Linked DNA regions of Homo sapiens: region 2 is linked to region 1. A link is an interaction called in ENCODE POLR2A ChIA-PET data of the cell type or tissue named here. Cell type or tissue: endothelial cell of umbilical vein. All regions are shown on one strand. Links, peaks and the distances in the headings refer to the core of each region. The heading gives the core; the rest is flanking DNA. Region 1 has its middle 30 kb from the start of LINC00605. Region 2 has its middle 47 kb from the start of LINC00605.

The links. ChIA-PET counts read pairs that join two places held together with the same protein. Peaks named below come from ENCODE experiments on the same cell type or tissue, not always from the same donor. Only the 100,000 strongest peaks of a DNase experiment are listed, where the experiment ranks them.
Region 2: POLR2A ChIA-PET joins it to region 1 with 5 read pairs; 2 of 35 experiments call an interaction of 5 or more read pairs at or near these places.

What each region holds. Positions count from the first base shown.
Region 1 is chr14:103,156,214-103,161,586 of GRCh38, forward strand. No RefSeq gene overlaps it. Among named protein-coding and RNA genes, the nearest start is that of LINC00605, 30 kb to the right of the region's middle. RefSeq lists enhancers at 1-616, 617-1,354. In endothelial cell of umbilical vein, for the core only: no CTCF peak of the experiment used is centred there; no DNase peak of the experiment used is centred there; H3K27me3 peaks cover 217 bases.
Region 2 is chr14:103,233,249-103,238,621 of GRCh38, forward strand. No RefSeq gene overlaps it. Among named protein-coding and RNA genes, the nearest start is that of LINC00605, 47 kb to the left of the region's middle. In endothelial cell of umbilical vein, for the core only: no CTCF peak of the experiment used is centred there; DNase peaks (open chromatin) are centred at 1,813 and 2,503; H3K27ac peaks cover 1,053 bases.

The DNA of each region.
Region 1 (5,373 bases), core at 229-5,228:
CTGTCAGGTGCCCTCGGCCCCCAGGTCTTTCCCCTGAAAGCAGCGAGCATCTCAGTCGCTCCCACTGCATGGGTGGGTGGAGTTCAGAAGAGTGGGAGAGGAAGGGGAATGCTTACTTTTTCCAAAGCGATCCAAGGATTGTTCTGGAATTGTTTGGCAAGGGCTGTGTGGCCATGTGTTTTTCTAGATTCACTTAAAGAAAAAACAGTGTTGGGGTCCCCAAGGAAATAGGGCATCCAGGCTGCAAGGACAAAAGCCAGGTGGGCTGAGGGGCCGGCGGGGCCAAATCTGTCACGAGGAAGGGGAAACTGAGGCCTGGCCTTGCGGGCCCAGGACCTACCCTGCCCCTTTGCACTGAAGGGAGGGAAGGTCTGAGTCCCCGGGAAGCAGAACTGGGGCCAGCTGGGCAGGGGACAGAAGCTGGGTCACCCCTGGGATACCCAAGCAGAGTGACACAGCCCCTGGGACGGACTTGGCTGGGTCTCTCGTCGGCTCTTTTCTCTCCTGTAAGACGAGAACATGGAAAATCCTTCCCCAGGAGCGGGACGGCCCAGCACACTCCCCCATAGCTGGTGGCAACGCCCTGGAAGTCCCGGCTGTCACGGCTCTGCCTGCCCCTTTCAGATGCTGTCTCAATGACATGTGTCCAGGTCGAGCCTGTTCACCAAGCTTCAGCCCTCCCATCCCTCACCCTGGGGACCAAGAGACAGCTCCAGACTAGCCCAGTCTCTCCCGAGTGCTCAGGTGCTTCCCAGCTTCCTCCAAAGGCCAGCAGTCCCAGCGAAGTCCTGGGAAAGGCAGGACAGCCTCAGGCAGCTCCAGCGAAGGCTGTGACCACTACAGGGAGCACCTCTGCCAGGTGGTGGCCCCAAGGACTGCCCAGGACTGTGGGACACTCAGCTTCCCAGGGGGAGAGGCCCCGGCCCACTGTGGGCAGCACAAACTGGCTGTAGAGGAAGCTCTGGGGGCTATGGGAGCCCCTACCCCAGGGCACGCGGGGACTCAGCCAGGTCCAGGCCTTGCGGGAGGCTCTCTGGGGAGTTGCAGAGGCGCAGTTTCCCTTCCGCGGAGCTGCTTTCTCACCCTAGTGGTGGGACAAGCCCTCTCCCGGGTCCATCCCTTCCCTGCCCCTTCACCCAGGTCCTGAGTACTTCTTCTGAGCCACGGGTGGGTGATTTATGACCCACTTCTCACTACAGAGGAGGCGGGGCAGCTCGCTAACACCAAGCAATGCAAAAAGTCAGTGCGAGGGAAACACAGACTCCAACGTTTTTCACCAAAGTGCTGGTTGAAACACTTTTGAAATCTGGGAAGTCTTGTAATCATGTCAACATATAACCTTCTTTTTAAAAAGCACGAGTTTAGTGGCATGGGCCTGTGGTCCCAGCTACTCAGGAGGCCGAGGTGGGAGGATCGCTTGAGCCTTGGAGCTTGAGGCTGCAGTGAGCCACAGTCGCAGCACTGCTCTCCAGCCTGGGTGACAGAGCGAGACCCTGTCTCTGAAAAAAATTTAAAAACTTGGAGCTTCCGTCGGACGATCCCCTCAGATCAAGGCACCGAGTTACTTTTTCCAAGTTACTTGGAAAGATTGGCCCTTTGGGTCTTGCATGAGAACTCCATTAGATGAGACCCAAGCAGCATCAAGCCTAGGGTTAACTTTCCCTACTCCTGAGCTGAGACCCCTCTGAGGACCCTTACCAATGCCAGGTGAAGCACGAGTTCTTCCACTCTGGCTGATGGGAACAGGCAACTATTCCCAGCCTTGGGTGAGCACCAGACACTGCGACTTCTAATCCTTTGCGGTGGTTCTTTCCCCAGGCTCAGGCAGGTTCCCCTTACGCACGTACTGATCGGTTCTCGGCTGAACACTCGTGGGAACCTTCTGCAGACCTCCGGCTCCCTCTGTGCAGCGCTCTGTCCTCCTGCTCCGCCCTGTGGATCCTGCCACCTAGGCTTGCCTGGACTCCCAGCTGGCTGTGCTCCGCTCAGGAGGAGGCTGGTCCCGTCTCCTTACCCCATGGCCTGGAGACTCTCCACGCGGCTAGCCGGGCATCTCAGGGCTCACCCCACTTGATTCCCGTTTTCCTTCATTGCCTGACGCTCAGTGTCACGAAAGCTCGTCTTGTAGATTTTTCTCTTTCTCAGGGTTGTTTTTTTTTTTTTAGAGAGAGAGTCTCGTGCTGTCACCCAGGCTCTTGACAGAGTCTTGACAGAGTCTTGTTCTTTTACCCAATGAAGTGCAGTGGTGCAATCTCGGTTCACTGCAACCTCCACCTGCCGGGTTCAAGCAATTCTTGTGCCTCAGCCTCCCGTGTAGCTGGGACTACAGGAGCACACCACCGTGCTCTGCTAATGTAGAGATGGGGTTTTGCCGTGTTGGCCAGGCTGGTCTTGAACTCCTGGCCTCAAGTGATGTGCCAACTTGGCCCCTCAAAGTGCTAGGATTAGAGATGTGAGCCACGCCCAGCCTCAGGTTTTTCAGTTGTTTCAGAGCAGAGGGTAAACCTGGTCCTTGTCCCATTTTGACCAGAATCAGAAGTCCTCTTTGTAAACCAAAAATACAATTCTGAGGCTCCCCATCCATCAGAATGGACCCCACCTCTCAGCCAGGGCACTCCAAAGCTAACCTGAAAAACTGGTTCAGACCATGCCAGGAAGCAGGGTGGGACATGCCTCACGATGCCCTCCTCCCTTTGTGAGTTCTGGAAAAGCCAACCAGTGTTTAAGATCAACACAGACCTTAAGCCTGATAAGAAGTATTTACAAGCTATTCTCTCTGAAGCCTGCTACCTGGAGGCTTCATCTGCAGGATAAAAGCTTTGTCTCCACAACCCCTTATCATAACCCAGACATTCCTTTCTATTGATAATAACTCGTTTTTTTTTTTTGAGATGGAGTCTCACTGTCACCCAGGCTGGAGTGCAGTGGCTCAATCTCAGCTCACTGCAGCCTCCGCCTCTCGGATTCAAGTGATTCTCCCGCCTCAGCCTCCCAGGTAGCTGGGATTACAGGCGCCCACCACCACACCCAGCTAATTTTTGTATTTTTAGTAGAGACAGGGTTTTGCCATGTTGGCCAGCCTGGTCTTGAATTCCTGACCTCACGTGATCTGCCTGCCTCAGCCTCCCAAAGTGCTAGGATTACAGGCATGAGCCACCACACCTGGCCGATAATAACTCTTTCAACCAATTGCCATCAGAAAAATTTTAAATTAAGTCTACCTATAACTTGGAAGTCCCCCACTTGAAGTCGTCCCGCCTTTCTAGGCTGAACCAACGTATTTCTTACATGAATCTGATTGATGTCTCAGGTCTCCTGAAATGTATAAAACGGAGGCTACGCCCTGGTCCCCTTGGGCACAAGGGCTGGGTCATGGGCCATGGTCACTTATATTTGGTTCAGAATAAATCTCTTCGAATCTTTCACCGAGTTTGACTCTTTTCGTTGACATCTTATGTGGTTTAAAACTGTGAGAGACTGTCTTAAAATCTGAATTGAGTCTGTTTAACTGAACTGTCAGAGATTACCAGTGACTTCTGTTGCAACAGGAAGATAAGACAGTGAACCGTTTTGTTTTTAACTATTTCTTTCTTTCTTTTTTTTCTTTTTTAGACAGAGTCTTGCTCTGTCGCCCAGGCTGGAGTGCAGTGGCACGATCTCAGCTCCCTGCAACCTCCACCTCCCGGGTTTAAGAGATTCTCCTGCGTCAGCCTCCCGAGTAGCTGGGATTACAGGCACCCACCACCAAGCTTGGCTAATTTTTGAATTTTTAGTAGAGACAGGGTTTTTTCATGCTGGCTGGGCTGGTCTTGAATTCAAGACCTCAAGTGATCTACCCGCCTTGGCCTCCCAAAGGGCTGGGATTACAGGTGTGAGCCACTGCGCCCGGCCTGTTTTTAACTATTTCTAAGTTTTCACAGGTCTGCGAAGAACAGGCATTTAAGGAGAGAAATGCAAGAGTTCTCTGCCGCTGAATTCCCCCACCTGGCACATGATATGAGGTGTGTGCATGTCGGGACAGTTACAAAGCCTCACTCAACACGAAGTCAGGATCTCTTCCTTCTCCTTGGCTGCCAGGAGTCTGGGAGAGCCGAAATGACAATTTAGAGCAAGAGTCCATCCACTTTTGCGTTCCCTCCTGGCCACTGAAAATCCGCCGTGTTCTCCCCACAGGAGCAGGGGATCCCAGTGCTGGGTTGTGCTGCAGAAACCCCCAAGGGGTCTCCTCCAGGGCCCAGATGCTGGCGCAGCCCTAGCCCCAGCCCCAGCAAATCAGAATAATGGGGATGTTGAATAAAGACCCGAGTTTTCAACACCCCGTCCCTGCCTGCAGTGATTCCGATGATCAATCAGGCGCGAAGCCCAGAGACCCAGGAGGACGAGTCACTGACTGGGCCATGAGACAGGACCCCACAGCCTGCATCCCCACAGCCTGCACCCCGACAGCCTGCACCTCAACAGCCTCCTGCCTGCACCCCTACAACCTTCTGCCTGCACTCCCGACAGCCTCCTGCCTGCACCCCCCACAGCCTGCACCCCAACAGCCTCCTGCCTGCACCCCCCCACAGCTTCCTGCCTGCACCCCCCCACAGCTTCCTGCCTGCACCCCCCCACAGCCTCCTGCCTGCACCCCCCCACAGCTTCCTGCCTGCACCCCCCCACAGCCTCCTGCCTGCACCCCCCACAGCCTGCACCTCAATAGCCTCCTGCCTGCACCCTGACAGCCTCCTGCCTGCATTCCTGCTCACTTCTCCAGTTCCAGTGGAGGCAAAGACTCTGACCCGTGAGTTCTCCAGCACTGAAACCTGTGCTCCCAGCTCCCTGGGGAGGAGGCTGTCCCTGCAATGACCCCATCCTAGCTGGGCTGTGTCATTCTTACAGAGGGTAATGGCTCTACCTGCATTCCTGAGGTTTCTCAGGCTCAGGACCTGTGGAAAGTGAGCCATAGAATCTGCTGGCATTGCAGAGAGGAAAGCCAGACAGCCAGGGTCACAGCCACTGTGACGTCCACCCTCGGAGTCCTCTGTCTGCCACTCTGAACACAGGGTAGAAGCAGTTATTGCAAAACAAATGCCACTGTCCTGTCCAAAAGTGAGATGGGTTTGGTTCCCTACAAAACCTCCCGCAGTGCATGCTAGGAAATTTTGGAGGAAATACCAAACGTCCTTTCATTCATGGCTGAGAGCCTAATCAAGGGAAAACTCTATTGGCCAAAAATGAAAAGGAGCTGCAAAGCAGGCACTAAGCTGACACAGATGCTACAGTGGCCCTGGGGAGATTTGCTAGGCCAGGTAACCAAGACACTTCCATTTCAACGGCCATATTAGGATGGGGAACCAGGCCTTGTTCTGTGAAAGGTTAGCACTGACACCC
Region 2 (5,373 bases), core at 146-5,145, 77 kb after region 1:
CTCTCTCCAGACTCCCTGCCCGGTAGAAGAGCACATGGGGCCAGCTCCCCTTTGCGGTTCCAGGAGGCTCCTGTGGTGCATACTTGCTCAAAGTGACCTCACAAGCTCAGTCTGATGCAGTAATCCCACTGCTAGGAAGATAGTGCTTTAGGTAAAATCTTTTGGTTGCCTGTGCTAGACAATCCAACTTTAAAAGGTCTTTGGAGAAAGAAGACATAGTGGGGCATCTTAGTGGTGCGTTTAGATGAACATCCCAGGACAGCTTCAGGTAGGGCTGGATCCAGGGCCCTACCACATTCACCAGATCCCCAGTGCCGTCATTCTAGGGGCTGCTGTGCTGACAAGCTGTCTGTGTGCAGCTCCAGCAAGAGGATGCCTCTGTCATGCAGGCCTCCCTGATCCTGTCTAACCTTCGCTGTGGCTCTTGGGAACCCAAGGTCCTGCCAGGGCAGACTCTTTCCTTTCCCTCAAAGTGTCCTGTGTCCTGGGTGAGGCTGAGGTGCTGCCTTTACTAACAGGCTCTCAGGGACGTGGATGTCTCTGATCCTGAAGTAACAAGGCTCTGCCACCCCCAGGGGCCTGTGACCCAGGCCTGGCCATGTTAAATGTTTGTCTAATCATGGAATGGAACTGATGTCTCAGGTGAACTGAAGGATGATATAAAATGACGGGAATCTCTTTTTCCTTCCAGGATAACTGATGCTTTCAGTAGGAGGTCCTCTCCCTACTCTCTTTTTCTCTATACATTCTGTTGGGAACAGGCCCCCCAAAATCTGGCCATAAACTGGCCCCAAAACTCTCCATAAACAAAATCTCTGCAGCACTGTGACAGGTTCATGATGGCCATGACGCCCACGCTGGAAGGTTGTGGGTTTACTGGAATGAGGGCAAGGAACACCTGGCCCACCCAGGGCGGAAAACCGCTCAAAGGCCTTCTTAAACCACAAGCAATAGCATGAGTGATCTGTGCCTTAAGGACATGCTCCTGCTGCAGATAACTAGCCCAACCCATCCCTTTATTTGGGCCCATCCCTTCATTTCCCATAAGGGATACTTTTAGTTAATCTAACATCTGTAGAAACAATGCTAATGACTGGCTTGCTGTTGATAAATACGTGGGTAAATCTCTGTTCGAGGCTCTCAGCTCTGAAGGCTGTGAGACCCCTGATTTCCCACTTCACACCTCTATATTTCTGTGTGTGTGTCTTTAATTCCTCTAGCGCTGCTGGGTTAGGGTGTCCCTGACCGAGCTGGTCTCGGCAAGTGGCGTCCATTCGTGGGGGCTCGAATCCAGGTCAAAGGGTCGCCGGAGCGATGGTTGGAGAACGTGGAACTAAGCTGGAGGACACCAAGTACTCTTAAAGCAGTCCCCGTGGTGAGTAAGAAGGGGAGCTCAGAAGCATCAGGGTAACAATGGGGCAGGTGTGGGGTGTGGTTCGTTCCACTGTGGAACTTCTTCACACTGGTAATGAGGAGGAAGGAGAGTATAATGAAGTAACAGAAGAGTTTACAGAGTAGGTTTATTTGCCAGCTAAAGCTAAAGCGGCAAAGGAGGGAGAGGTTCATCCCTACCCTTCTGCACCCCCTCCTTATTATTTTGAAGAAAAAGACCCTCCAGATCTTTCTTTTCCAGAGGACACTGGGCGAAAAGTAGTTGCCCCAGTGACAGTTTGAGCAGCGCCTCGAGCGACCGCTCTTAGTTCTATTCAGGCAGGAATTCAGCAAGCTAGATGAGAGGGTGATTTAGAGGCTTGGCAGTTCCGTTACAATACACCCCCGGATCAACAGGGAAATATTATAGCTACATTTGAGCCTTTTCCTTTTAAATTACTCAAAGATTTTAAACAAGCTATAAATCAGTATGGACCAGGTTCTCCTTTTGTAATGGGACTGTTAAAGAATGTTGCTGTTTCCAGTCAGATGATTCCTACTGACTGGGACGCTCTTACTCGAGCTTGTCTGACTCCTGCTCAGTTCTTACAGTTTAAAACTTGGTGGGCAGATGAAGCTTCCATTCAGGCTGCTCACAATGCCCAGGCCCAACCTCGAATTAATATAACTGCAGACCAGCTTTTGGGGGTTGGCGGCTGGGCTGGTTTAGATGCCCAAGTGGTCAGGCAGGATGATGCCATAGAACAGCTTAGGGGAGTGTGCATTAGAGCTGGGGGAAAAAATCACTTCAAGCGGAGAACAATACCCTTCCTTTAGTGCAGTAAAACAGGGACCCAAAGAACCATATGTTGATTTTATAGCTCGGTTACAGGAGTCTCTTAAAAAGGTGACTGCAGATTCGGCTGCTCAGGAGATAGTGCTGCAGTTATTAGCTTTTGACAATGCTAATCCCGATTGCCAGGCTGCTCTGCGACCTATTAGAGGGAAAGCACATTTAGTTGATTATATCAAGGCCTGTGATGCTATCAGAGGTAATCTGCATAAAGCTACTTTGTTGGCACAGGCAATGGCAGGATTGAGAGTGGAGAAAGGAAATGCTCCATTTCCTGGAGCTTGTTTTAACTGTGGGAAGCATGTTCTGTTGGGTCATACTAAAAAATAGTGTAGAAAAAAGTCAGCGAGTCAGGCTGCCAGATAGGGAAGAAAGAAAACTGCTGAGCCTGAAATACGTCCAAAATATAAAAAAGGAAAACACTGGGCTAATCGGTGTCACTCTAAGTTTGATAAAGATAGGAACCCGATTTTGGGAAACACCATGAGGGGCCTGTCCCGGGCCCCATTCCAAACCGGGGCATTTCCAGCTCAGGCCATTCCCTCAACCCTGTACAATGTCTGTCCCCCGCCACAGCCGGTAGTGCCGCAGTAGATTTATGCTGCACAAAAGCTGTGAGGCTTCTGCCTGGGGAACCCCCGCAAAAGGTCCCAACAGGAGTCTGTGGACCCTTGCCAGCGGGGACAATAGGATTAGTTTTAGGAAGGTCTAGTTTAAGTTTAAAAGGGGACAAATACATACAGGAGTCATTGATTCAGGTTACGATGGGGAAATTCAAACTGTTATATCTACTTCTGTTCCCTGGAAACCAGAGCCAGGAGAGCGCATAGCACGGCTCCTGATCGTGCCATATGTGGGAATGGGAAAAAGTGAAATTAAATAAACAGGAGGATTTGGAAGCACAAATAAACAAGGCAAAGCAGCTTATTGGGTGAATCAAATTACTGATAAACATCCTACCTGTGAAATAACTATTCAGGGAAAGAAATTTAAAGGTTTGATAGATACATGAGCGGATGTTTCCATCATTTATCTACAGCACTGGCCGTCGACGTGGCCAATTCAACCTGCTCAATTTAACATAGTTGGAGTTGGTGAATCCCCCGAAGTATTTCAAAGTAGTTATATTTTGCACTGTGAAGGGCCCAATGGACAGCCTGGCACTATTCAACCAATTATAACTTCTGTACCTGTAAATATATGGGGGAGAGATTTATTACAACAGTGGGGAGCACAAGTTCTAATTCCAGAACAATTATATAGCCCTCAGAATCAACATATGATGCGTGAAATGGGGCATGTCCCTGGTATGGGACTAGAACAAAAAATTTGCAAGGTTTGAAAAAACCGCTTCAAGCAGAAAGACAAAGTTCCTGCCAAAGATTGGGATGTCATTTTTGATGGTGGCCGTTGTTAAGCCTCCAGAACCTATACCTTTAAAACGGTTAACAGATAAGCCAATTTGGATAGAACAATGGCCGCTAAGTAAAGAGAAGCTGGAGGCTTTAGAGAAATTAGTTACTGAACAGTTAGAAAATGGGCACATAGCTCCAACATTTTCCTCTTGGAATTCTCCAGTTTTCATAAAAATAAAAAGTCAGGTAAATGGGGAATGTTAACTGACTTAAGAGCCATCAGTTCAGTTATACAACCTATGGGAGCATTGCAGCCTGGCTTGCCTTCTCCTGCTATAATTCCAAAAAACTGGCCTTTAATAGTTATAGATTTAAAATACTGTTTCTTTACTATCCCTTTAGCTGAGCAAGGCTGTGAATGGTTTGCATTTACAATTCCTACGGTAAACAACCTGCAGCCTGCTAAGAGTTTTCATTGTTTTAGAGATGGGTCTAGTAATGGTAAAGCTTCTTATTCTGGATCAAAAAGTAAAGTTTTCCAGACGTCCTATACTTCAGCTCAAAAAGCGGAGCTTGTAGCTGTAATTGAGGTGTTGACTGCTTTCGATATGCCTATTAATGTGGTTTCTGATTCTTCATACTTGGTTCATTCCACACAGTTAACTAAAAATGCTCAGTTACTATATCATACAGATAAACAACTGATGACAAAGACAAAAAAGGAGGAGAAACAGGGATTATGGGACAGCCCATACACAATTGAACCTAGCATTATTAACTTTAAATTTTTTGAGCCTGCCCAAAGGCCAGATGTTATCAGCAGCTGAACAGCATCTACAGAAACCAGCTGCAAAGACAGAAGCAGAACAACTGGTTTGGTGGAGAGATCCAATAACAAAAAGTTGGAAAATAGGTAAAATAATAACTTGGGGTAGAGGTTGTGCTTGTGTTTCTCCAGGACCGAATCAACAGCCGATTTGGATACCATCAAGACACCTGAAACCTTATCATGAGCCAGATGATGAGGAAGAGATTCTGGGAGGATCCCGAGGACCCCCTGGTTGCAGCCATGTTGAGGCTGACGCTGAGGAGGACCCCAACTGTCACAAGCAACACCTGCTGAACACAGCCACCCACCTGGGGACAGACCAAGAAGCTGTCACAGATGGCAGAAGAAAACCTGAGGAAAGTGGGACAACCAGTAACAATGAGTAATTTAATGGTAGCTATGATAGCGATGATCACCATTGCCATGAGTATTCCTTCAATAAGGGCTGACACAGAGAACAATTATACTTATTGGGCATATTTATCAATCTTGGCTGGCAATAATGCCTGAACGTAATCACTCTATGACGCAGTTACACATGCTTTCTGATCTTGGTATTTACCATAATAAATCTGCTCCTATAATTGAGGCATACCGTCCTCAAAAACCTATTTGTAAACAAAATAGAACCTGGCCAGAAATAATGAACATACTTGTTTAGGAAGACCGCATTGCAGAACAGGCAGAGGTGCTGCGCAGAGATTCCTATGGAATCATTATGGACTGGTCCCCTAAGGGCATGTTTAGCTTAAATCGCACCTCTCAGTCTGCGTGCCACAACCACACTATGTTCAGCTGATCTGAACAAAATGATCAGATGGCAGAAATGATAAAACATATGACAAGAGTTCCTATTATCTGGAACCATGGCAGTATAGTGGCACCTCAACCTCAAATGATATGGCTCGTTGTAGGAGCTAAACATAAGGATTTGTGGAAACTATTAATAGCTCTTAATAAGATCG